Linked DNA regions of Homo sapiens: all the other regions are linked to region 1. A link is an interaction called in ENCODE POLR2A ChIA-PET data of the cell type or tissue named here. Cell type or tissue: CD4-positive, alpha-beta T cell. All regions are shown on one strand. Links, peaks and the distances in the headings refer to the core of each region. The heading gives the core; the rest is flanking DNA. Region 1 has its middle 15 kb from the start of RUFY3. Region 2 overlaps DCK (deoxycytidine kinase). Region 3 overlaps RUFY3 (RUN and FYVE domain containing 3).

Region 1 (8,495 bases), core at 1,497-5,496:
GTATTTCTTCTAATGCTTCCCCTCCCCTTACCCCCACTACCCCACAGGCCCCGGTGTGTGATGTTCCCCTCCCTGTGTCCATGTGTTCTCACTGTTCAACTCCCACTTAAGAGTGAGAACATGCGGTGTTTGCTTTTCTGTTCCTGTGTTAGTTTGCTGAGAATGATGGCTTCCAGCTTCATCCATGTCCCTGCAAAAGACCTGAACTCACTCTTTTTTATGGCTGCATAATTCCATAGCGTATATGTGCCACATTTTCTTTATCCAGTCTATCATTGATAGGCATTTGGGTTGGTTCCAAGTCTTTGCTATTGTAAATAGTGCTGCAATAAACATACGTGTGCATGTGTCTTTATAGTAGAATGATTTATAGTCCTTTGGGTATATACCCAGTTAATGAGATTGCTGGGTCAAATGCTTTCAGTTTTTCTTATGAAGGTATCATGCAGTTAGCAATTCCTAAAAGACAAATATGTCTTCCTGTTGAGATTCTCACCAGCACCAAGAGTTAAGGCCCAAACCACCTTCAAAATGCTAAGGATATAATGAAAAGGCTTTTTTTCCCCAACTCAGTATGTTTTTATTATTGTAAGTTAAATGTTATTTTGCCAAAATGATAAAATATCCCTAATAATAATTATTTTTTAATATGGAACACTTCACAAATTTGCAGGTCATTCTCGTGCAGGGAAATGTTAATCTTTTCTGTATCGTTCCAATTTTAGTTTATGTGCTGCTGAAGTGAGTACTACTAATAATTATTGATTTATGTATTTATTTGAGATGAAGTTTTGCTCTTATTGCCCAAGCTAAAGTGCAGTGGTGCTATCTCGGCTCACTGCAACCTCTGCCTTCTGGTTTCAAGCGATTCTCCTGCCTCAGTCTCCCAAGTAGCTGGGATTACAGGCACTCGCCACCACGCCCAGCTAATTTTTTTGTATTTTAAGTAGAGACGGGGTTTCCCCTTTTTGGTCAGGCTGGTCTCGAACTGCTGACCTCGTGATCCACCCGCCTCGGCCTCCCAAAGTGCTGGGATTACAGGCGTGAGCCACCGCACCTGGCCGTAATAATTATTATTTACCCCAATGTTAAGTTGTATTTTAAACGCTTTATTTCTATTTCTTATTTAGCCCTCACAGTATCTATGAATAACATAATCATTTTACAGAGCTGGACAAATAACTTACTCAAATAGGTAGTAGGACTGGGATCAACAGGTCAGGGAAATGCCAGAAACCGAAAAGCTAAGAAATTTTCTAAGACTGAAGCTATCCTGTAAACATTTCCCTTTTGAATGCTTCTTGTTAAAAGACTCAGTGAAAAGTAGTATTGTAAGTCTCATGGTAATTGCGAGTAGTAATTTCAAAAGTGATTTACAGAGAATAACAACAGTAATAAAAATGTTTACTTTTCCTTTCAAAGAAGTACAACTTCCTCTACACAGGGAAGGGCTGAACAGAGAAGAGGAAAAAGCAGGTGGGCAAAATGTTACACAACAGTGATTTTTAATTATGAGTCAACATGGCTTCTATGCCAGCATTAAACACAAGGCTAATCAGCTAGGAATCCAGGATAAAGAACCATGAGAGTAACTGGAAATTGTCTTTATTGCCGAAAGAAATGTTTACTTAAGGGAATTACTGGATCAGTAATCATTGATTCGAATTCTCAAAGCAACGGTGGCTAATTACTAGCGAGACACGGGCACTGTGAAAGAGAAAACTGTCGACCTGTAATTGACATTTGTCGTATAAATTCTAAGCTGTTTGATTTAAAATGCACTCATGCGCACCCGCGGCACTAGAAAACCAGGGAATTAAAGTCAAAGCAAATACAGGATTTCAGTACAGCGCACAAGACGGGAACAAAAGAGGTGGTGGAAGGAAGACACCCACCTTTGGTTTCTCACATAAAGAGCTCAATACTCCAAACAGTGAATCAACGGTTGAAGTTGCAGTGTGTGAAAGGCAAATGGTACAGTTTAATACCCGGGGGCAGGGAGGTGCTTTTTTAAAATTAGCTTTCGCCTCTTCTTCAACCCAGATCTTTGTGCCTTCGTGCTACCGATAAAGTTGGCGGTTACACGACAAAACGCCGCCAGGTATTTCGCCAGGTCTTCCACTTTTCAAGCACTAGACACACCTGACCGCCTTACAGGGCCCAGCGGGGGCGGGTAAGGAAGAGGCCCAGGGCCCGAGGGTCGGGAGGCAGTCAGCCCAGCCGGAGGGAAGCGGAAGGTGGGGAGTGGGAAGAGGAGGACGCTGCCCCCTAGGGGAGCCGAGTCACAGGCTGGGGGCCGGGGCGGGAGGGGCTGGAGGAGGCGGCCGGTAGCGAGGCCGCGCCGTCGGGCGGGGCGGTCCCTCCAGCTGGCTTGGACCCTGGCGGGGCGGGCTGTGGGCCGAGCGGCGGAGCCCAGGCGCCAGCCCGTGGCCGAGAAGAAAGGTGGCGGTGGCGGCGGCGGCGCAGCGGACGGGACGGGGCGGCGGCTCCTCGCCCTGACCCTCTGCTCCCCCGCCCAGGCCCGGGCGCGAATCGGAGGCTGCGGCGAAGGAAGGAGTGAGCATGGCTGAGACCCCGCCGCCGCCCACCGCTGGTGCCGAAAGTTGCAGCGAGGAGCCGGCGAGGGGCGGGGAGTGGCGGCCGGAGGAGCCGCGCCGCGCTCCCGCCGGGGGCACGGACCGAGAGGGCGAGGCGGGGCCGCCGCCGGCCTCCCCCGCCGGGCAGTCGGAGCCCGACTCGCCGGTGGCCGCCCCCTTCTTCCTGCTGTACCCCGGCGATGGAGGCGCCGGCTTCGGAGTGCGCCCGCCGCCGCAGCAGCAGCGCTCCTGGAGGACCCCGCCGTCCCCCGGCTCACCGCTGCCCTTCCTGCTGCTGAGCTACCCGAGCGGCGGCGGCGGCAGCAGCGGCAGCGGCAAGCACCGTGAGTGGCGGAGGGGCATGGGGACGCCCGCGGGGAAGGGAGCATTCGGCTGGGGAGGGCCGGCCCGGCCCCCGCGGAGCTCCGCCTCCCGCGGGGTGACCCGAGCCGGGTGGCCGGGAGGCGGGGGCTTTAGGGGCTACCCTCGGGAAGCTGTTCTCCCGAGGCGCCCGGTGAGGAGGCAGCGGGACGACCGCGGTTCGGGCGCCGGATTCTACCTCCGCGTCTCCCCAGGCCGCGGCTCCTGCCTGGCCTGGTCTCTCTCCCGTCTTGGGCTGGGCGCTGGTCTTCGCCGGCCTCCCACGTGCTTGGGCGGGGGCGAGAAGCGGCCTGCCTGCCCCCCTCCACCCGGGGCGCCCTGGCCCTGTCCCGGGTCCCGGGCTGGGAACCTTCCCCGAAGGAGTCTAAGAGGGGGCGGCGCCCGGAGACCCCGTGGCCCCTCTGACCCGCCTTTTTCGGGCTCCCGGCGCCGCGGCAGCTGAGTAGGTGTGGCTGCTGCGCCGCCGCCGCCGCCAGTGCGGCCTTAGTAATACTAGTAACTAATTTTTTACGAGCGTTCCTTCCATGCCGGTAAATATGACAGATCCGTCCCCCGGATTGGAAAGAGAAATCGGAGCGGTGCATGAGAAGACAAGAAGGGAATGTGTGGCTTTGGAAGGCTACCTCCCAGGGTTATATCGGTTGTCGGGAAGAGGCCTCCACTTTTAAAGCCACTGGCACACGCGAGCGCTCTGAATGCAGCTGACCCACACTCCGTGCTGTATTTTTTATTAGTGAACTGTTTACTGTGCTGGCAAACGAGTAGGGCCCTAGAGTCGTCAATGAATATAAGGACTCTTAGAGGAATGTTAAATCTGATTTTCAAATACAAGCTCTTACAGTATGAAAATGTGGCTGACGATACAAGGCATGCTGTAAGCGCCAAATACTTTGCTGTATGAGTTCTGGAAAGGGAGACAGAAACTTGCCTGAAGCGATGAGGGAAGGACCTTTCCCACCATACACCCTATATTTTTAAAGCACAAGTACAAATCTTTTAGCTGCTCTGCCCTGCCAAGAAACCCTGACTCACCTTTTCTGCCCCGATCCATCTCCTAGGAAAAGATAATATTTATTGATTATTTCCTATGTGCATGTGTTGTGATAATCATGGTTAATAAGTTTGTGTGCGCCAAACTGAATGCCACTTTTTCAGATGCGGAAGCTCGATTTATCCCAAGTAACAGCTTAAGAGAAGGAATGCAGTTGACCCAGATTGCTTTTCTGCTAAACCCATGCTCTTTAAATCTAACAAGAGATCCAAAACTGTGATGGTGGGTGACAGGTTAACAGGAAGGGTCTATGTGATTCAGCTGGAGGTTGCCCAGTGTTCACACCTCCTTATTACTTACTGAGTAATAAGTCAGTGGGCAGACACTGACCATTGACTGTCTTAGTGAAGCCATAGTTTGTGTGTTGGAGTGGTCTGCACTAATGTGCAGATGGATTGTCAGCTCATGGCAGAAGTGAGTCTTCCTATACAGAGGAGGCAAAGATAAGAATCTTCTCAAGGAGACTTTGCTTTTGTTTTCTGAGGAATCCTTCTACTTTGTACTTTAAACACCGCCTCTTTTTTTGTTTGCACCAAAAATGTTTTCTTTCTGTGTAATCTACATATTAAGCATGCTACTATAGAAAGAAGACTGTCATTTCTCTGTAACAGTTATGGTACAAGGTTTGATGTAGAGGAACTTTTCAACTATTGAACAGTATCAATTGTGGGAATTACCTGAATTTCAGTTGACTGGACTCCCTCATTGTTAAAGGTTATCTTTATGTTATTAATTATTGTAGAAAATAACAGTATTTTGTTACTCTTATCAGTTAATACTGTTGCTTAAGCATGATCAAGATCGGGACTAGAGGACTTAAAGCTAAAGTTTCATGAGCGTGATCTCAGTCTCTACCTTAGGATACTAGCAAATGTATGGTGTTTTTTTGTTTTTGAGACGGAGTCTCGCTCTGTCGCCCAGGCTGGAGTGCAGTGGCATGACCTCTGCTCACTGCAACCTCCGCCTCCCGATTTCAAACGATTCTCCTGCCTCAGCCTCCTGAGTAGCTGGGATTACAGGCACCTACCATTTTTAGTATTTTTAGTAGAGACGAGGTTTCACCATGTTGGCCAGGCTGTTATCGAACTCCTGACCTCAAATGATCCACTTACCTCAGCCTCCCAAAGTGCTGGGATTACAGGGGTGAGCCGCCGTGCCCAGGCGGTATGGTGTTTTTTGTTACCACGTAAGTTCTAATATTTCCTCATGGTCTTTATTTTTGAAATAGTTTATTGATGTGTATGTGTTCAGAAAAGTTACTGGGAATATATACGTGTCCCACTTCCTCTGCTTTTAAAGATTAGTCACTGAGAACATTTCATATTAGCAAAAAAAAAAAAATCACTATTACATGTTTTATTTAAATATAAAATTGATTCAAAATAGTTTTTTGTTTTGGACTGAGTTTTTGTTTTTACCTGTTACATTTATATGTGCTTTAGAACGTAAGCATACTTACAGAAAGGAACACTCTAGATATGAATAAAAAGTTCCTTGTTACCCTGCAGAGTCAATGGAATATTGCTTTCTGTAATGTATCTGGATATCAGAACTTTGATTCTCTTGACTACTCATTTAAGAAATTAGAGACCAGGCCAGGTGCTGGTGGCTCACACCTGTAATCCCAGCCCTTTGGGAGACTAAGGTGAAGGATCACTTGAGTCCAGAAGTTCAGGGCTGCAGTAAGCTGTGACTGCACCATTGCACTCCTGCCTGAGCAACAGAACGAAACCCTGTTTTTAAAAAAATAAAAATAAAATACATGAACACTTGAGACCAAACAGTTTTTGTTTTTTTATTTTGTGTTTTTGAGACAGTCTCACTCTGTGCTCAGGCTAGAGTGCAGCAGTACAATCTGGGCTGACTGCAACCTCTTCCTTCCAGGTTCAAGAGATTCTCCTGCCTCAGCCTCCCAAGTAGTTGGGATTACAGGTGCGCACCACCACCCCAGCTATTTTTTTTTTTGTATTTTAGTAGAGACCATGTTGGCCAGGCTGCTCTCGAACTAGACTCAAGTGATCCACCCTCCTCGGCCTCACAAGTGATGGGATTACAGGTGTAAGCCACCACACCTGGCCCCAAACAGTTTTTAAAAGACTTCTTAATTACGAGAATGGTACATGGACTCAACCTCAATGCCTAGTGAATATTACGATGACTGGCATCTGCCTCTTTAGCAACCCAATTTTTAACTCTCAGTAATGTATTTGCTAAAAGTATATAAAATATTATAGCTTTGAAAGACTGTGTATTAAGGTGGTATTATCTTTTTATTTTAGAAATCTTGAGTGTACTTAGAGGTTTTAAAAATTAAATTTTACATTTGAGTTCAGAAGCTCTGTTTTTAAATAACAGTGCTGAAGAATAGCAAAAATGTGTGAGACTGGAACGGTGGCTCAAGCCTGCAATCCCAGCACTTTGGGAGGCCTAGGCAGGAGTATCACTTGAGCCCAGGAATTGGAGACCAGCCTGTACATAAGCAGACTCTGTCTCTACAAAAAAAAAATTTTTTAAATTAAAAATAAGTTAGCTGGGTATGGTGGCACATGCCTCTGGTGCCAACTACTCAGGAGTCTGAGGTGGGAGGATGGCATGAGTCTGGGAAGTTGAGGATGCAGTGAGTCGTGATCACACCACTGTATTCCAGTCATGGTAATAGAGCGAGATGCTGTTTCAAAAAAAAGTTTGTAAATAGAAGGTAGCCTAAACTTTTCAGGGTTTGTCACATGAATTGTTTTGTTCCAAAATCTTGCAGGATATAATATCCATGAAATCAATCTGCTTCAATGCAGTGTGAAAGGAGACTTCTGATGTGCCTTGTTGAGGATTATGTCTCTTTCTGAGTCTTTGAGTGCTGGTAATCTGCTAGGTTTTTATACTTCTAACTTTAAATCTCATAAAACTCTCTGCCATGCCTTTTAAAATTTGATTTTATAAATGTACAAGTAATACATGAATCTATGCTCATTGTTTAAATGTTTCATAATACATAAGTACAGTTACAAAGTGAACTTTCCTCTTTGTGGACCTCCAGCACCCTCTCCCCGGTTCCTTATTGGAGGATGCCCACTTTTGAGTTTGGGGAGTTTTCATCCTGAACTTTTTCATGCATTTACAGACATGTATGTTTTTATATTTCGTGGTGGCTTTATCCTCTTGGTGTATGTATGACCTTCCATGCCAGTTTCTCAGCAACTACAATTTGTAAGGAGGATCTGCTTGCAGGCCATGGTGTAATACTTTTAATGCTTTCCTTTTCCATCCTGCCGTTAGAGATCGTCTTGTGAATGGACAGGATAGACAAAAGATGGCTTCCCTTTAGTGTTGGTTGGAAGAGTCACCCTGCTGTTTGCACAGTTAACAGCTTCTATTTAGTTATTCTTTTCTCCTTCCAACTCCCACAACTACGGCAAACATTGTTCAAGGCAATGCTATGCAAATAGCCCACATCCTTGCCCTTGTCTTTTCTCTCCCAGTTAAGGCAGTGTCCAAAAAAGTGTCCCACTCACCAAGTAGCAGCTTTCTGTATTTTTAAGTGCTGTTTTGAGATAGGAGGAAGGCTAGAAGAGGAATAGAAGAAAAAGAATCTTGAAAAGGACTGGCAGCGTTACTATGACTACCCACTACAAAGTTGAGTATACTTAACAGCGAGTGCCATGATTAAGCCCCGGATAGTGCAGAGAATGAGGTACCTAGAAGCCTTTGTCTCTGACAGATGCACTTGAAAAATCCATTGTATGGGGAAGGAGGTTCGAAATATACATGTAAACCCAGGAATTAGTGTTTAAGGGGAGAAAATTTATGCTTGCAGTTTCATTAACATATATACACACACAAGTATACAGATATGTATATATCATATATATTGCATGCATGCATGTATGTATGTGTAGATTGTATATGTGTTTGTGTAAAATATATATATTTTAGTTTTTCCTCTGTGGACATTTCTGTTATTGTCTCTCTTCTTTTTTAATTGTTTAGTAGTACTCTAGAAAACAGTAAAGGTCGGGTGCGGTGGCTCACGCCTGTAATCCCATCACTTTGGGAGGCCAAGGCAGGCGGATCACCTGAGGTCGGGAGTTCGAGACCAACCTGACCAACATGGAGAAACCCTGTCTCTACTAAAAATACAAAATTAGCTGGGCATGGTGACGCACACCTGTGATCCCAGCTACTCAGGAGTTTGAGGCAGGAGAATCACTTGAACCCGGGAGGTAGAGGTTGTGGTGAGCCGAGATTGCGCCATTGTACTCCAGCCTGGGCAACAAGAGTGAAACTCCATCTCAAAAAACAAAAAAAAAGAAAAAGAAAACAGTATACCTGGTCAGGAATTGAACACATGTTTTTTGTTTTATTTATTAAAATTTTTAATTTATATAAAGAGATATGTCAATGGGCCAGGCATGGTGGCTCATGCCTGTAATCCCAGCACTTTGGGAGGCCAAGGCAGGCGGATCACTTGAGGTCAGGAGTTCAAGACCAGC
Region 2 (8,495 bases), core at 2,043-6,042, 300 kb after region 1:
CAGCACTTCGGGAGGCTGAGGCCAGAGGATCGCTTGAGCCCAGGAGTTCAAGACCAGCCTGGGCAACATAGGGTGACCCCGTCTCTACAAAAAATTTAAAAATTAGCTAGGTGTGGTAGCCTGCACTTGGGGTTACAGCTACTTGGAAGGCTGAGGTTGGAGGACTGCTTGAGCCCAAGAAATTGAGACTGTAGTGAGCCATGCTCATGCCACTGTACTCTAGCCTGAGTGACAGCAAGACCCTGTCTAAAAGAAAAAAAGAAATTGAAAGCAGTAAGGCAGAAACCTTAAAAATGGAAATGTATGCTAACAACTTACTTTGATCTGAGGAGTACAGAAAATTGAAAAAAAAGTATCTAAAAAAATTTAGCTGTTGGTATAAGGAATTCTGGGAATAATAATTGAATATTTAAAATGTAAATCACATATGCAAAGAGGAATCACTAGCAAGATATTCCATGGACTTTGAGAATATATGGTTTTGAATAACCAAAAATACTTTTTCATACACCTTCTATTTGCCAGGCATAGCTAACTTTAGACCTAGGGCCTAATTCAGTACACCCCAATCCTTAGGATATCCAGGACTAAATCTTAAAGGGGCTTTCTTCCCATATAGACCTCATTATCTTAAGAAATTGATGTTTTATATCTGATTTTTGGGGAAAGGCAAGGTTAGTCTACAGTAGAATTTTAAAGTGGGTAAATTTGTTTATTTGATTCTTTTTAAAAACATTTTTGACATGATATATCTGTAGAAAAGTAGGTAAAAGCTAATGTACAGTTTGAAGAACAGTTTTAAAGTTGACATCTTTATAACCATTATCCAGGTCAAGAAATACGACATCATCATTCCAGAAATCCCTGTTCGCCTTCTCCAATCACTATATCTTCTTTCCTACGTTACTACTCCGCTAGGGGTAATTACTCCCATTCTTTTGTGATAATAATTTTCCTGCTTCCTAAAAATTGTTTGAGCATACATGAACATACCTCTAAGTATAATTTAGTTTTGTCTATTTTTGAATGTTATATAAGTGGAATTACATTGTTTGCCTTTTTTCCTCTCGCTTCTTTTACTTAATACATTTATGAAATTTGTCCATATTATATGCAGCTGTAGCTTATTTTCAGCTATATAGTATTGAATTTTGTTTTTTAAAAATATTCTTTTTTTTGAGACAGGATTTCACTCTGTTGCCCAGGTAAAGTGCAGTGGCGCAGCCATGGTTCACTGCAGCCTCAACCTCCCTTGGCTCAGGTGATCCTCTCTCCTCAGCCTCCTGAGTATCTAGGACCATAGGCCACCACGCCTGTGTGCCACCAGGCTTGGCTAATTTTTGTATTTTTTATAGAGACGGGGTTTTGCCATGTTACCCAGGCTGGTTTCAAACTCCTGGGCTCAAGCGATCTGCCCATCTCAGCCTCCCAGAGTGTTGGGATTACAGGCTTGAGCCACTATGTGGGGCCTATAGTATTTAATTTTATTCGTCTATCACTGTTTGTCCATTTTATACCTTTAATTGATTTTTGAGTGATTTCCAATTTAGTTGCTTATGTAAACAGCATTGCTGTGAACATAAATTCACCCGCATACATGCAAAAGTTTCTGTAGGAATAAGAAGTAAAATTACTGGGAATGCTTATGATGCCTGTTTTCCAAACTGGCTTTCCAATTTTCTCTCCCCCCAGTGTAATCAAGCTCTCATTAATCTATGTCTTTGCCAGCATTTAGTAGTGTCTGGCTTTCTCATTTTTGTCATTCTGCTGAGTGTTTACTATTTTTTTGTTTAATTTGTATTTCCCCGCTGGCTAATGAGGCTGTGTTCCTTTTCATATGTTTATTAGTCATTTTGATTTTTGCAAAGTGCCCACTTGGGTCCTTTTGCCCATTTTCCTCTGAGCCATCTGTCTTCTCTCACTGCATTTTTAATGTAGCTTTTCGCTGAAGTACCTACTCAAGTTTGCTTAGCTTTTGAAGGAGAGACTGGAGTTCTAAAAGCAACTCTTTTTCCTTTTATTTCTGGGGTCAGCTGTCAGTGCAGTTATCCTCAGGTAGTAGACAGAAACTAACCAGATTAAACCAATGTTGGAAAATAGAGGGTATTCTTAAACAGGGTATTGGACTAGGTGACCTCCATTTAAGGTCCGTTGACATATTTGTCATTTGACTCTCAGCATGCCTCACATTAACCAAGGGCACAGAAACTGACATATAAAACCAAAATGCCAAAAATTTTAATTTGCAGAAAGAAATGTAATCATTAAGGTAATTGAATTTAGATCAGTTTATTCTTTATTTGGTTCGTAATTCTCAACCAGTGGAAGGAAGTCATAAGAATGTCTGAGAGCTAAACAGTTTGAACACATGGAGATAGAGTGTGGAAAAATAGATAACAATAACTGGGAAGGGTAGGAGGAGGGGAAGATGAAGAGGAGTGAGTTAAAGTGTACAGATATACAGGAAGCTTGAAGAAATAATTCAGTGTTTTATAGCAAGGTAGAATGGAAAAATACATTGTACTCAGGTGATGGACACCCTGAATGATTCGATTACTGCATATTATATACATGTACAAAATTTCTCATGTATTCCATAATTTGTACACACAAGAAAGAATCTCAAGGATTCGGGTGCTTTTTAAAATAACAATCCCTTGGAGGTTCAAATATGTGGGATGCCTCATAGTTAAAAGTCATCACCCTAGTGAATCACTGTTAACTGTTGGGAGTATACTGAACTCTTTAGTTAGGTTGCAGAGAAGTTGAAAAACATTGCTTTCGTATATAAGACAAGACAATTTATAATAAGGTTGTCTGTTGAGCTTGGAATCAGAGCCCAGAGGGATTAGTTAAATCATGTTAATCAGACTGTGTCATCAGACTGTGATGCATTAATACATTTGTCTTCATTTTAAGACTTAATGGCTTTCTGAATCTGATATCCATGTTTATGGGATGGGACATTTTCTTTCCATATACTTGATTCAGAATGCCAAACTGGCCATTCTTTATAACTAGCATGCAGGTGATCCTATTATTATTAACATATTCTTTTATCAGGCCGTTTATTGTAATCTGGTCATGTCTTCATGATGTTACAATTTGATTACCTTTGTTAGAGTTTGGTGCACATTCTTGGAAGGTAGCTTCAGCTTTTTTGTGTGTATTGGGGACTGCTCCGTTGTTAATTCTCTGTACTTCTGTACAGAGGGGGTAGTATTTTTGAGATATAGTTGTGGAATATGAGGATGGTTGGGTGGGTGGCTTCCCTGTATCTTTGGATATTTTCTTCCACTAAACTCAAGAAGTGAGATTTTATTTCTTCATCCAGTAGTCCTTCTTCCCCAGACTCATCCTTGATCTATTCCTTGAGGTTATAGTATGAATCACCCACTATTCAAATGTCAATTTTTCTTAGAATGCTGTTAGTGATGAGAAGTGACTGTTTTCAGACCTAACCTTGGCAAGGTCAGTCCTACTTTGATGTTCTTGTTTCATCACACTTCTTGGCATTTGTAGATTTGGAAGAATTGGGCCTTTGGTACCTCTGATCTCTTCGTTTAGCAACTTACTGTGCACCCATATGCTTAGCTTTTGCTGTTTTAGCTTTTTTTTTTTTTTTTTAACCTGCCACCTAGTGGCCGAAATGTTGCTATACTATTGATAAGGTACTCCTAATTTTGGCAAAATAGTAAGAGGCAAAGCACCAAAGATTATGTTCTCTCCCTTCTCCAAATCTCTCTTGGTGAGAATGATCTTTAAAACATACCACTCAGATTATTAGCAATCTTGGTATGGAACGTTTTTAAAAATAATAATAATGTACTTTATGTGGTGATTTATGTTATTATTTAGGCCCAAAGTTTTGATTTAATTGTTTCCTTTTAGCTTATTTTTGAGATATGCAGTCTGTTAGGAAGCTGTCTCTGTCTTGTTTTTTCATTGAGCTGAATTCTTTTGGAGGATCACTATTATTGTGAAGTACTATTTTACTTTTAATTAAAAAAATTAAGATATTTTTATTTTTAATTTACAGATAAAAATTATATTTAATTTTATATTATATTTATATATAAATCATATGTAATGTAAATTATATACATAAGTTATATATAATATAAAAATTATATACATAATATAAATTATATATAATATAAAAATTATATTTATGGTATGCAACATGATGTTTTAAAATATGTCTACATTGTGGAATGGTTAAACCAAGCTAATTAACATACGCATTACCCGTACTATTTTACTTTTATCCAATACTTCTTACCACTAATAAGCCACTGAAAAACTAGTAATTGTGATAAAGAAGGTGTAAACCATACTTATTTATGACAGAACAGCATATTTTTTACTTTTAATAAGTCATTCTTTTTTTTTTTTTTTGAGACGGAGTCTCGTTCTGTCGCTCAGGCTGAAGTGCAGTGGTGTGATGTTGGCTCACTGCAACCTCTGCCTCCCAGGTTCAAGCGATTTTCCTGCCTTAGCCTTCCAAGTAGCTGGAGCTGGGATTACAGGCATGTGCCACCACGCCTGGCTAATTTTTGTAATTTTAGTAGAGATGGGGTTTCACCATGTTGGCCAGGCTGGTCTTGAACTCCTGACCTCAAGTGATCCACCCATCTCAGCCTCCCAAAGGGCTGGGATTACAGGTGTGAGGTCTCTTTTTTTTTTTTTTTTTTTTTTTTAAGACGGAGTCTTGCTCTGTCCCTTAGTAAGTCATTCTTGAAAATTAGTTAAGAATGCTTGATAAAGCACTTCCACTTGTACCTTTTGAATAGATGTGATAACTTTTGTTGGCTTGTATTTTTTTGAGTCTTGCTTTATTGCCCAGGCTGGAGTGCAATGGTGAACCTCAGCCCACTGCAGCCTCCGCCTCCTGGGCTCAAGTGATCCTCCCACCTCAGCCTCCTCAGTAGCTGGGACTACAGGCCCACACCAACATGCCCGGCTAATTTTTGTATTTTTTATAGCGATAGGATTTTGCCAATGTTGTCTGGATTTGTCTCAAACTCCTGGGATCAAGCAATCCGCCTGCCTCGGCCTCCCAAAGTGCTAGAATTAGGCATATGAGTCACCATGCCTGGCCTGTTGGCTATTTTATAATTATCTTGTTTGGTAGACTCTGATCTTTTACAGTTGAACTTAATTCAACTCTTTTGCAATGTTTACAAAGATTAGACCTAGAATTAAAAGATAAATGATTTTATAGCTGACCTTGATATTTCTATTTTTCACTTACCTTGACAATAATCTGTACTTCCTATAACAATGAAGTATTCTTTCATAAAGTGAAAATGGACATATATTATAGAGAACAGAATAAATGTTATTCATAATCCTACCACTCTGTATGTATCTTTTACATAGTTGAATTAATAATGTAATATATTAAATTTTGGTGGAGGTGATATGTAATTTAAAAAATATTATAAAGTAATACCTGTTTACTGTTTGAAGTTAAGGAAATATTAGAAATTATCAAAAGAGGGGACTAAAACTTACCTATAACCTTATTATCCAGAGATAACCATAGATCTTACTTGAAAGAACAGTATACAGTTTTGTATTTTGTTTCTTCCCCACCCCCCACAATATTTATATGTCAAGAGTCTGAGATCCAACTGCAAGGCGGCAGTGAGGCTGGGGGAGGGGCGCCCACCATTGCTGAGGCTTGGGTAGGTAAACAAAGTGGGCTGGAAGCTGGAACTGGGTGGAGCCCACCGCTGCTCAAGGAGGCCTGCCTGCCTCTGTAGACTCCACCTCTGGGGGCAGGGCATAGCTGAACAAAAGGCAGTAGAAACCTCTACGGACTTAAATGTCCCTGTCTGACAGCTTTGAAGAGAGTAGTGGTTCTCTCAGCACGGAGTTTGAGATCTGAGAACGGACAGACTGCCTCTGCAAGTGGGTCCCTGACCCCCGAATAGCCTAACTGAGAGGCACCCCCCAGTAGGGGGAGACTGACACCTCATACGGCTGGGTACCCCTCTGAGACGAAGCTTCCAGAGGAACGATCAGGCAGCAACAATTGCTGTTCAGCAGTATTCGCTGTTCTGCAGCCTCCGCTGCTGATACCCAGGCAAACAGGGTCTGGAGTGGACCTCCAGCAAACTCCAACAGACCAGCAGCTGAGGGTCCTGGCTGTTAGAAGGAAAACTAACAAACAGAAAGGACATCCACACCAAAACCCCATCTGTACGTCACCATCATCAAAGACCAAAGGTAGATAAAACCACAAAGATAGGGAAAAACAGAGCAGAAAAGCTGAAAATTCTAAAAATCAGAGCGCCTCTCACCTCCAAAGGAACACAGCTCCTCGCCAGCAACGGAACAAAGCTGGACGGAGAATGACTTTGACGAATTGAGAGAAGAAGGCTTCAGATAATCAAACTTCTCCGAGCTAAAGGAGGAAGTTCGAACCCATGGCAAAGAAGCTAAAAACCTTGAAAAAAGACGAATGGCTAACTAGAATAACCAGTGTAGAGAAGTCCTTAAGTGACCTGATGGAGCTGAAAACCATGGCACGAGAACTACATGACGAATGCACAAGCTTCAGTAGCCGATTCAATCAACTGGAAGAAAGGGTATCAGTGATTGAAGATCAAATGAATGAAATGAAGTGAGAAGAGAAGTTTAGAGAAAAAAGAGTAAAAAGAAATGAACAAAACCTCCAAGAAATATGGGACTATGTGAAAAGACCAAATCTGCGTCTGATTGGTGTACCTGAAAGTGATGGGGAGAATGGAACCAAGTTGGAAAACACACTTCAGGATATTATCCAGGAGAACTTCCCCAATCTAGCAAGGCAGGCCAACATTCAAATTCAGGAAATACAGAGAACACCACAAAGATACTCCTCGAGAAGAGCAACTCCAAGACACATAATTGTCAGATTCACCAAAGTTGAAATGAAGGGAAAAATGTTAATGGCAGCCAGAGAGAAAGGTCGGGTTACCCACAAAGGGAAGCCCATCAGACTAACAGTGGATCTCGCGGCAGAAACGCTACAAGCCAGGAGAGAGTGGGGGCCAATATTCAACATTCTTAAAGAAACGAATTTGCAACCCAGAATATCATATCCAGCCAAACTAAACTTCATAAGTGAAGGAGAAATAAAATCCTTTACAGACAAGCAAATGCTGAGAGATTTTATCACCACCAGGCCTGCCCTACAAGAGCTCCGGAAGGAAGCACTAAACATAGAAAGGAACAAGCGGTACCAGCCACTGCAAAAACATGCCAAATTGTAAAGACCATCGAGGCTAGGAGGAAACTGCATCAACTAATGAGCAAAATAACCAGCTAACATCATAATGACAGGATCAAATTCACACATAACAATATTAACCTTAAATGTAAATGGGCTAAATACTCCAATTGAAAGACACAGACTGGAAAATTGGATAATTGGATAAAGACTCAAGACCCATCAGTGTGCTGTATTCAGGAGACCCATCTCATGTGCAGAGACATACATAGGCTCAAAATAAAGGGATGTATGAAGATCTACCAAGCAAATGGAAAACAAAAAAAAGGCAGGTGTTGTAATCCTAGTCTCTGATAAAACAGTCTTTAAACCAACAAAGATCAAAAGAGACAAAGAAGGCCATTACATAATGGTAAAGGGATCAATACAACAACAAGAGCTAACTATCCTAAATATATATGCACCCAATACAGGAGCACCCAGATTCATAAAGCAAGTCCTTAGAGACCTACAAAGAGACTTAGACTCCCACACAATAATAATGGGAGACTTTAACACCCCACTGTCGACATTAGACAGATGAACGAGACAGAAAGTTAACAAGGATATCCAGGAATTGAGCTCAGCTCTGTACCAAGCGGACCTAAAAGACATCTACAGAACTCTCCACCCCAAATCAACAGAATATACATTCTTCTCAGCACCACATCGCACTTATTCCAAAATTGACCACATAGTTGGAAGTAAAGCACTCTTCAGAAAATGTAAAAGAACAGAAATTATAAAAAACTGTCTCTCAGACCACAGTGCAATCGAACCTAGAACTCAGGATTAAGAAACTTACTCAAAACCGCTCAACTACATGGAAGCTGAATAACCTGCTCCTGAATGACTACTGGGTACATAACGAAATGAAGGCAGAAATAAAGATGTTCTTTGAAACCAATGAGAACAAAGACACAACATACCAGAATCTCTGGGACACATTTAAAGCAGTGTGTAGAGGGAAATTTATAGCACTAAATGCCCACAAGATAAAGCAGGAGAGATCTAAAATTGACACCCTAACATCACAATTAAAAGAACTAGAGAAGCAAGAGTAAACACATTCCAAAGCTAGCAGAAGGCAAGAAATAACTAAGATCAGAGCAGAACGGAAGGAAATAGAGACACAAAAAACCCTTCAAAAAATCAATGAATCCAGGAGCTGGTTTTTTGAAAAGATCAACAAAATTGATAGACCGCTAGCAAGACTAATAAAGAAGAAAACAGAGAA
Region 3 (8,495 bases), core at 2,436-6,435, 53 kb after region 1:
AAGCTTTTTTTTTTTTCTTTTTTTCTTGAGACGGGGGTATCACTCTATCTCCCAGGCTGGAATGCAGTGGTGTGATCTTGGCTCACTGCAACCTCCGCTTCCCGGGTTGAAGCGATTCTCCTGCCTCAGTCTCCCTAGTAGCTGGGATTACAGGCGCCTGCCACCATGCCCAGCTAATTTTTGTATTTTTAGTAAAGACGAGGTTTCACTGTGTTGGCTAGGCTGGTCTCAAACTTTTGACCTCAGATGATCCTCCCTGAGCCACCGCGTGAGCCACCAGCGTGAGCCACTGCGCCCAGCCAAAAGCTTTTACACATCTTTGAAAAGTCTTCTGTGTGATAACCATTTTGTTTCTTATATAAGATAAAAGCTTTAATCTGTTAGATAATAAGAAAATTCTGAAGAATAACTATGATTGTGCTACATATTAATATCAATTATTCTCTGCCAAGAATTGCATATAACATACTTAATACTAATATTAAATATATCTTTCTTTTCCTTCAATTATTTAGAAAACATTTCAAGATTTTGCTGTATGAACATTAGTCATTGCATTATAAGAAGATAAAATGGCACCTTGGTGACATGATTTGTTTTCAGAACAATATGACTCACTGTCACTGTTAGCTATATGACTTCAGATCACTTTTATCATCACTATTAACTAAATGAGCTACATGACTCTGTAAAGTTTATTAAAATACCCTTATATGGAAATTAGCAGTCTTGAAGAGATACAGTGAAGAATCACATGCTTTTTGAAAGAACATTGAGGTCGGGTACGGTGGCTCATGCCTGTAATCCCAGCACTTTGGGACACTGAGGCGGGCGGATCACGAGGTCAGGAGATCAAGACCATCCTGGCTAACACAGTGAAACTCCGTATCTACTAAAAATACAAAAAGTTAGCCGGGCGTGGCAGCAGGTGCCTGTAGTCCCAGCTACTCAGGAGGCTGAGGCAGGAGAATGGCGTGAACCTGGGAGGCGGAACTTGCAGTGAGCTGAGATCACGCCTCTGCACTCCATCCCGGGTGACAGAGCGAGATTCTGTCTCGAAAAAAAAAAAAAGGAAAAAAAGAACATTGATTTGAGAACCAGTCAACATAATGTATTATTTTAACTATAGTCACTTCCACATGATTTCTTTAGTCCAGTGCTCTTGCTGTATTCCCCACCAATGTGATCTGCACCATCGTCCATCTAATCGCCAAAACTACAAATAGGGAAGTTACTCTCCATTCTCCTTGACTATGTCCAGATAGTCAAGCTATGAAATGCTAACGTTCTACCCCAGAATGTCTCTCCATGCTGACTCCCTCTTCTCCATACAGCCCCACTGCTCTAGTTCTACCCTTTATTATTTATTTTCCTCTGCCATTGCAGTAGACCCTTACTTGCCCCTCAGCTTTGAGTTCATGCACCCTTCCAATCATCTTCCAAAAGGATGCAAGAATGGCTTCTCTAAAATTCAAATTTGTGACATCACATCCCACGTTAAAGTCTTCACTGACTTTAAGGTGAAATCTGTACTCCTTAAACAAGGTCCTTAGCAGTCTGCCCTTGTCTCTTTCTCTTGTCTCATCTCTAATACTTAAACCCCTGGCATTTTTTCAGTGTTGTTTTTCTTCTGTGTATGTTATGTTCTTCCATACTTCTGTACCTTTACCTAAGCTATTCCTTCCATCCTGTTCCCTTCACATCTCTACTGCTACCCCTTCCTTACGTGACTCCTTTCTTTTTATCCTTTAAGATTGAACTCAAAAGTCTCATCCTCTGAGGATTTATAGAAACACACGGGGCCCCTAAAATTGAAGGAAAAATAGGGAGCCAGGTCAGATACCTTTCTCCTATGCATATTCCCCTGGTATCCTGTATATACCATTGTTGGAGTTCTTACTGCAGTGTAGTTGCAGTACTTCTCAGTCTTCTCCACAGAAGTGCACCCAATGTCAGAGGAAATTGTATTATGCTTACAGCCTGCCTGAAACCCTAAATTAATGACATCAATTATCTTAGTTTTAAGAAATGTAGAAAACTAACATTTCCATAGAATAGGTTTATGTCATTTAACAAAAAAAAAATTTTTTTAATTAGCTGGGCATGGCGACCCATGCCTGTAATCTCATTACTTTGGGAGGCTGAGGTGAGAGGATCACTTGATCTTAGGAGTTTGGGACCAGCTGGGCAACATAGGGAGACCCTGTCTCTACAAAAAATAAAAAAAAAATTAGCCGGGCATGGTTGCACACACCTGTTTATTATCCCAGGTACTCAGGAGGCTGAGATGGGAGAATCACTTGAGCCTGGGAGATTGGGACTACAGTGAGTTGTGATCGTGCCACTGCACTCCAGCCTGGGTGATAGAGCAAGATCCTGCCTCAAAAATCAAAACAAAACAAATGGAACATTTAAAATTATTTGTTCTGGGCCGGGCGCGGTGGTTCATGCCTGTAATCCCAGCACTTTGGGAGGCCGAGGCAGGTGGATCACCTGAGGTCAGGAGTTTGAGACCAGCCTGACCAATATGGTGAGACCCTGTCTCTACTAAAAATACAAAACTAGCCGCACGTGGTGGCACATGCCTGTAATCCCAGATACTTGGGAGGCTGAGACAGGAAAATCACTTGAACCCAGGAAGACGAGGTTGCAGTGAGCCAAGATCGCGCCATTGCACTCCAGCCTGGGCAACAAGAGTGAAACTCCATCTGAAAAATTAAAAAATTAAAATAAAATAAAATATTTGTCCTGGAATAAAATTGATCTTTGTTAAATATGATTATGTTTATCCTGAAATTTCAGGTGTTTGCTGTACACTGCCCTATTTGTTCTCTATAAGTTTGTATTAACCAACTGCGATAAATAGTAAGCACTTTGATGGCAGGGACTAAGTCTATTATTACCTCTGTATTTCTAGCATTAAAACAATATCTAACACATAGTAGATGTTCAATATGTATTGAAAAAAATAATTGCATGAAAGTTCTCTATTGGAATGATAGTGTTAAATGCCAGTGTTGTGAACATTTTAAAATTTTAAATCATTTTTCTCATAGGAAAAGCTTGACTGATGATATCATGAAAGTCATGCATGTTTTAAAATGGCTTTCTGGCTTATACAATATAACAGAATCTTTTTTTACTTTATATAGTTAAAAGTACAAAATACACAGAAAAGAATCCTATATTATAAGTATTCAGCTCAGTACAATGTTACACACACAACATGCTTGCATAATAAACACCCATACCAACAAACAGAAATTCACCTGCCCTCAGAAGCCCCTCCATACTCTGTCAGGTCATTGCAGCCCTTTTTAACAGGATAGGTTAGTTTTGCAAAATCATTTTACACTTGAATAGTATTTAAGACAAGTAATGTTGAATAGAAAATATTCTGTGACAAATCAGGTTAATGATTTAATATTCATTATTAGCAGCCAACATTATTTGTAGGCCAGGTGTAGTGGCTTATACCTTTAATCCCAGCACTTCGGGAGGCCAACATGGGAGGATGGCTTGAGGCCAGGAGTTCAAGACCAGTTTGAGCAACATAGCAAGACTAAATAGCCATACTTTTGTATACTATTCAGCACAAAAATGTTAATAATAAGAATTAAATAATACTCATTTTAGCTTTTGTGTTCATTTACAATGAGCAATATATTCTTTTTAAAATTTTTGATGTGTAATAATTATACATATTTAGGGATACAGACTGACATTTTGGCTCATGTATACAATGTAATGATCAAATCAGGGTAATTAGCATATCTCTTGCCTCAAACACTTATTTATTAATTTTGGGAATATTCAAAATCCTCTCTTCTAGCTATTTGAAAATATAAAAAAAAAAAAATTATTGCCAGGCGTGGTGGCTCACACCTGTAATCCCAGCACTTGTGGGAGGCCGAGGCAGGTAGATCACGAGGTCAGGAGATCAAGACCATCCTGGTTAACACAGTGGAACCCCATCTCTACTAAAAATACAAAAAATTAGCCCAGCGTGGTGTGGGTGCCTGTAGTCCCAGCTACTCGGGAGGCCGAGGCAGGAGAATGACATGAACCCGGGAGGCGGAGCTTGCAGTGAGCCGAGATCGTGCCACTGCACTCCAGCCTGGGCGACAGCAAGACTCTGTCTCAAAAAAAAAAAAGAAAATTATTGACTATAGTCACCATACAATGCTACAGAACACTAGAACTTACTCATCTTATCTAGTTGTAGCTTTGCATCTGTTAACCAACCTCTCCCTATCTTCCCCTCCTCCATACTCTTTTCATTTTCTAATAATCACAATTCTACTCTCTACTTCTATGAGCTCAACTTTTTTAGCTTCCACATATGAGTGAGAACATGTGGTATTTATCTTTCTGTCCCAGACTTATTTCACTTAACATAATGTCCTTTAGGCTCATCCATGTTGCCATGAATCATAGGATTTCATTCTTTTTATGGCTGAATTTGTGTGTGTGTGTGTATGTGTGTGTGTGTGTGTGTGTGTGTGTGTATACCACATTTCTTTATTCATGTTGATGACACTTAGGTTGATTTCATATCTTGGTTATTGTGAATAGTGCTGAATTAAACATGGGAATGCAGCTATCTCTTTGTTATATCGATTTCCTTTCCTTTGGATAAATATCTGGTAGTGGGATTGCTGAATCATATGGTAGTTCTACTTTTAGTTTTTTGAGGAACCTCCGTACAGTTTTCCATAAAGGCTATACTAATTGACATTCCCACCAACAGTGTATAAGAATTCCCTTTTTTCTGCATCCACACCAGCATTTTTTATTTTTTGTCTTGTTAGTAATAGCCATTCTGAGTGAATTGTTACTTTTAAGCTCTTATCTCTAACAATCAAATTACTATAACAGATTTTTGTTTCACTTTCATTTGTTTAGATTAGTAGTTCTCAATGTGGAAGGACCTGATTTAATCTCCCAAAGAATATTTGGCAGTGTCTGGAGACATTTTTGGTTGTCTTAACCCACCAAAAACAGTTGTCAGTGCTACTGACATCTAGTGTTACCCACTACTGGGTTGCTGTGAAAATTAGTTTTCAGAACAGAGCCCCATAAAAATGAATTATCTAGCTTAAAATGTCAACAGTGCCAAGGTTGAGAGTAGTGTTTTTTAAAGAATGGGTAGGTTGTTTATGTTTGATGGAAGTTAGTTTAAATAGATTGTAGCACCTTACTAATGGAGTCCATGATATCAGAAATTTAATTCCCATAGACGCTAGTTAACCTGTCTGTAGTTCATGCACTCCAGACCTCAGCCAGATGTCTTAAACATTTCTGCTGCAGATTATAAGAAGAACAAGATGAGAAAATGTAGATGGGTTGGTATAAATCTATCACTACTTCTGGAAAAATGTCTCAATATGATATTTTTTACTTAACCCAAGTCTATCTCTCACCACATGACTAGTTCTCACTACGTTGGAATCAGCTTGTAAACTTTGACTAGCAGCATTGTTTAATCTTGTTATAAGTTCCTGAATTAATGGTCTACAGGCTTGAGGCAGAGTGAATGCCTCAAAGTTATGGGCAGGCAGTTATCTAGTACCAACCATAGTCTCCTGCCATCTATTGGGAGGTGTCAGGTGGGAAGGCTAGTAGCCCTCTACACATATTCATACCCACACCCCAGCTCTATTTTTTTTTTTTGAGTAATTATAGGAGGTCAGAAACACTAGAATGTACATACATGCTGGTAATAAATGGAAATTAATATCTGATAGTTTTCTTCATGGCTGTCTTTCAGGGCATAGTTTTCCATGTATTTTGCTGTCCTCTTGTGAGAATACTACCCTTGACAAGTTGATCTACATTTAAGCTATGGCCACATTTAAACTATGGCCCTAAAACATTTGTTGTTATGCAAGAAAGAATTAATGGTGATATATACCAATTCTGACTCTCACATAAAGTGTTTCTCCAAAAGTAACCTCAGACAACATAACAACAAACCAAGATTTATATAGTTGGAATTGCAAATCCGTAAGTCCTTAAACTTAATGAGAAGATTAATTTGGAATTTGACCATTTGACTCTGCTCATTTAACTTTGAAAGCAGATATAAATAAAAACCTTGTATGAAGAAAATTGCTTGGGATAATTTGCATTAAACAGTCTGTTTTTTGCTAAGTGGCTTATTTGTATTATGGAAGCATAGCCTTATTAGTATTTTTAGTCTTCCTAAGAAGAAATGGAATACATCATAGAGCTCTAGGCCTTCTTTAGTTTTCAGTACAAATTTGGTATATTTGGTGTTTGGGAGGATATACATGGCATAAGGTAAAGAGAGCATTAGCTTTCACGTCAGATCCAGGTCCAGATTCTGCCACTTATAAACTGTTACACCTTGGACCACCTAGCTATTATGGGCCTGCTTTAGCACCGGAAAGAAGGGAGAATACCTAAATATGATGAGAGAATAAGTAGGTAAAATAATCATGTAAAAGAATGGTCAGGAGGAGTCTGGCCTCTGGCTCTGTCATTTATTATTGTCTGTGCCCATGGGCCGGCTGCAACTATTTGATTGACCTAAAATGGGATGGTGACTTGCCCGAGGTCATACAGTGAGTCAGGGCAGAGCAGCTGAAGCTTTACTCTCTAAGTCTCATTTTCCTTCCCTGTAAAATTGTTGTATTGGTGACTGTCTCACAGCATGTTGTAAGGAGAGATGGAGATCATAATTGTAAGAGGTAGCCCACAGTGCTGGCACAGTGTAAGCACCAATAAATGAAGGTAATGAGTACAATAAAATGTGTCACTTAGCCCCTTTCCCCAAATAGTTTATCCATCTGGTTGATGAGAGCCATACACTGTATGCTAAGACTTAAAAATGTGGGAGTTGATTAAGTTCTAGTACTGCATTATACTAATAATGCTAGTGCATAGTTTAAAGAATAATAAAATACCATAATGCAAAGTTTGTTTAAGCCCTTTACCCTTTTTTTCCTACATTGGGGCTTTATTTTTAGAGCACTTCACAAATTATGCAGAGAAAAGAGGGGTAGGCAAGAATGGAAGCAGAGAGAGCAGTGTGAAGGTAGTACAGTAGGGAGTTATGACAGATGCTTAGGTTAGGGTGATAGCAGAGGTGGTGGTGAGACTATTAAAAGACTACTCAGCCAGGCATGGTGGCTCACGCGTATTATCCCAACACTCTGGGAGGTCGAAGTGGGAATATCGCTTCAGCTCAAGAGCTCAAGACCAGCCTGGGCAACAAAGTGAGACCATGTCTCTACAGAAAATACAAAAATTAGCCAGTGTGATGGCGTGCGCCTATAGTTCCAGCTACTTGGGAGGCAGAGACAGAAGGGTTACTTGAGCCCAGAAGGTTGAGGCTACAGTGAGCTATGATCATGCCACTGCATTCCAGTTTGGGCAACAGAGCAAGACCCTGTCTCAAAGAAAAAAAGAAAGAAAAGACTACTCAAGGCTTGAGATTTGATAAAATAGTTCATTTTACTGCTTCATTGAGGATATTCTTAAAGGAAACTGGCATTTTTTTTCACAGTGAGTACATGGTGGAGAAGAATACAACTAATACTGAATTTTAAAATGTGCTATTTCTAGTAACCAGCCTTCATCTTCTTCCCCTTTGGCTGCAGATCCTAATTATCTCATGGCTAATGAACGCATGAACCTCATGAACATGGCCAAGCTGAGTATCAAGGGCTTGATTGAATCAGCTCTGAACCTGGGGAGGACTCTTGACTCTGACTATGCACCTCTCCAGCAATTCTTTGTGGTGATGGAGCACTGTCTGAAACATGGCTTGAAAGGTAGGCCATCACCCCAAAATGCAAATATGCATGCAGCTGTTTTCTAGCAATGCATACTATAGAAGAAAGCATTCTTTGTGGAGCCAAAGAATAAGAGGCTTGAATTAATAATATTAATCCATTGGAATGCAGTCTTTTATAGGAGCAGGGTTATGGTTGACTCAATGGACTTATAGGGCTTTAAAAATACAGATCATTAAATGTTACAGTTGGAGGGGCCATTATAAGTAATCAAGTACAGTACAGTAGTTCTGTTTGACAGGTGGAAATAGGCCTGCCCAGAATGAGACATGACTTGGTCAAGGTCACACATTGAGTTGTGGCAGAGTAGGTGCTAGAACTCAGGTCTCCCGACTCTTGGGTCAGTGTTCTTTCCACTTAACTATAAGCTTTTGAGGGCAGTAACTGGTCTTGTTCACCCTTGTTTCCTTTCTTCTTGCCTTCTCAATATTCTTTTCTTGTTGTTTTTTGTTTGATTGTTTTTTTTAAATCTGTATGCCTATGCTTACCAACTTCCCAATATTCCATAGCCTATTTCTGGATTACATATTCTTTTCTATTGAGCTGTTTTCTTCATTAATACCACACAATTTTAGGCACTAAATTGTTAAAATGTTTTATTATATTATAGGGCTAGGCCACAAACTGTTTGTGAAAGAAGAAGGGCTGAGTCTTGGGAAGTAGAGAATTTTTTTA

The links. ChIA-PET counts read pairs that join two places held together with the same protein. Peaks named below come from ENCODE experiments on the same cell type or tissue, not always from the same donor. Only the 100,000 strongest peaks of a DNase experiment are listed, where the experiment ranks them.
Region 2: POLR2A ChIA-PET joins it to region 1 with 12 read pairs; 5 of 35 experiments call an interaction of 5 or more read pairs at or near these places.
Region 3: POLR2A ChIA-PET joins it to region 1 with 19 read pairs; 12 of 35 experiments call an interaction of 5 or more read pairs at or near these places.

The regions. Positions count from the first base shown.
Region 1 is chr4:70,702,375-70,710,869 of GRCh38, forward strand. It overlaps the pseudogene RNU6-784P and a transcript of RUFY3 not described here. Among named protein-coding and RNA genes, the nearest start is that of RUFY3, 15 kb to the right of the region's middle. RefSeq lists enhancers at 1,941-2,473, 3,007-3,538 and a silencer at 2,218-3,377. In CD4-positive, alpha-beta T cell, for the core only: a CTCF peak has its summit at 2,241 (motif pointing left); DNase peaks (open chromatin) are centred at 2,267, 2,927 and 3,337; H3K4me3 peaks cover 2,677 bases; H3K27ac peaks cover 2,275 bases.
Region 2 is chr4:71,006,557-71,015,051 of GRCh38, forward strand. All of the region lies in intron 2 of DCK (deoxycytidine kinase), which reads left to right. Among named protein-coding and RNA genes, the nearest start is that of DCK, 17 kb to the left of the region's middle. In CD4-positive, alpha-beta T cell, for the core only: CTCF peaks have their summits at 3,587 and 3,786; a DNase peak (open chromatin) is centred at 3,625.
Region 3 is chr4:70,754,894-70,763,388 of GRCh38, forward strand. It overlaps RUFY3 (RUN and FYVE domain containing 3), which reads left to right. Exons shown (of 18, transcript NM_001037442.4): 2 at 7,626-7,799. Among named protein-coding and RNA genes, the nearest start is that of RUFY3, 37 kb to the left of the region's middle. In CD4-positive, alpha-beta T cell, for the core only: no CTCF peak of the experiment used is centred there; no DNase peak of the experiment used is centred there.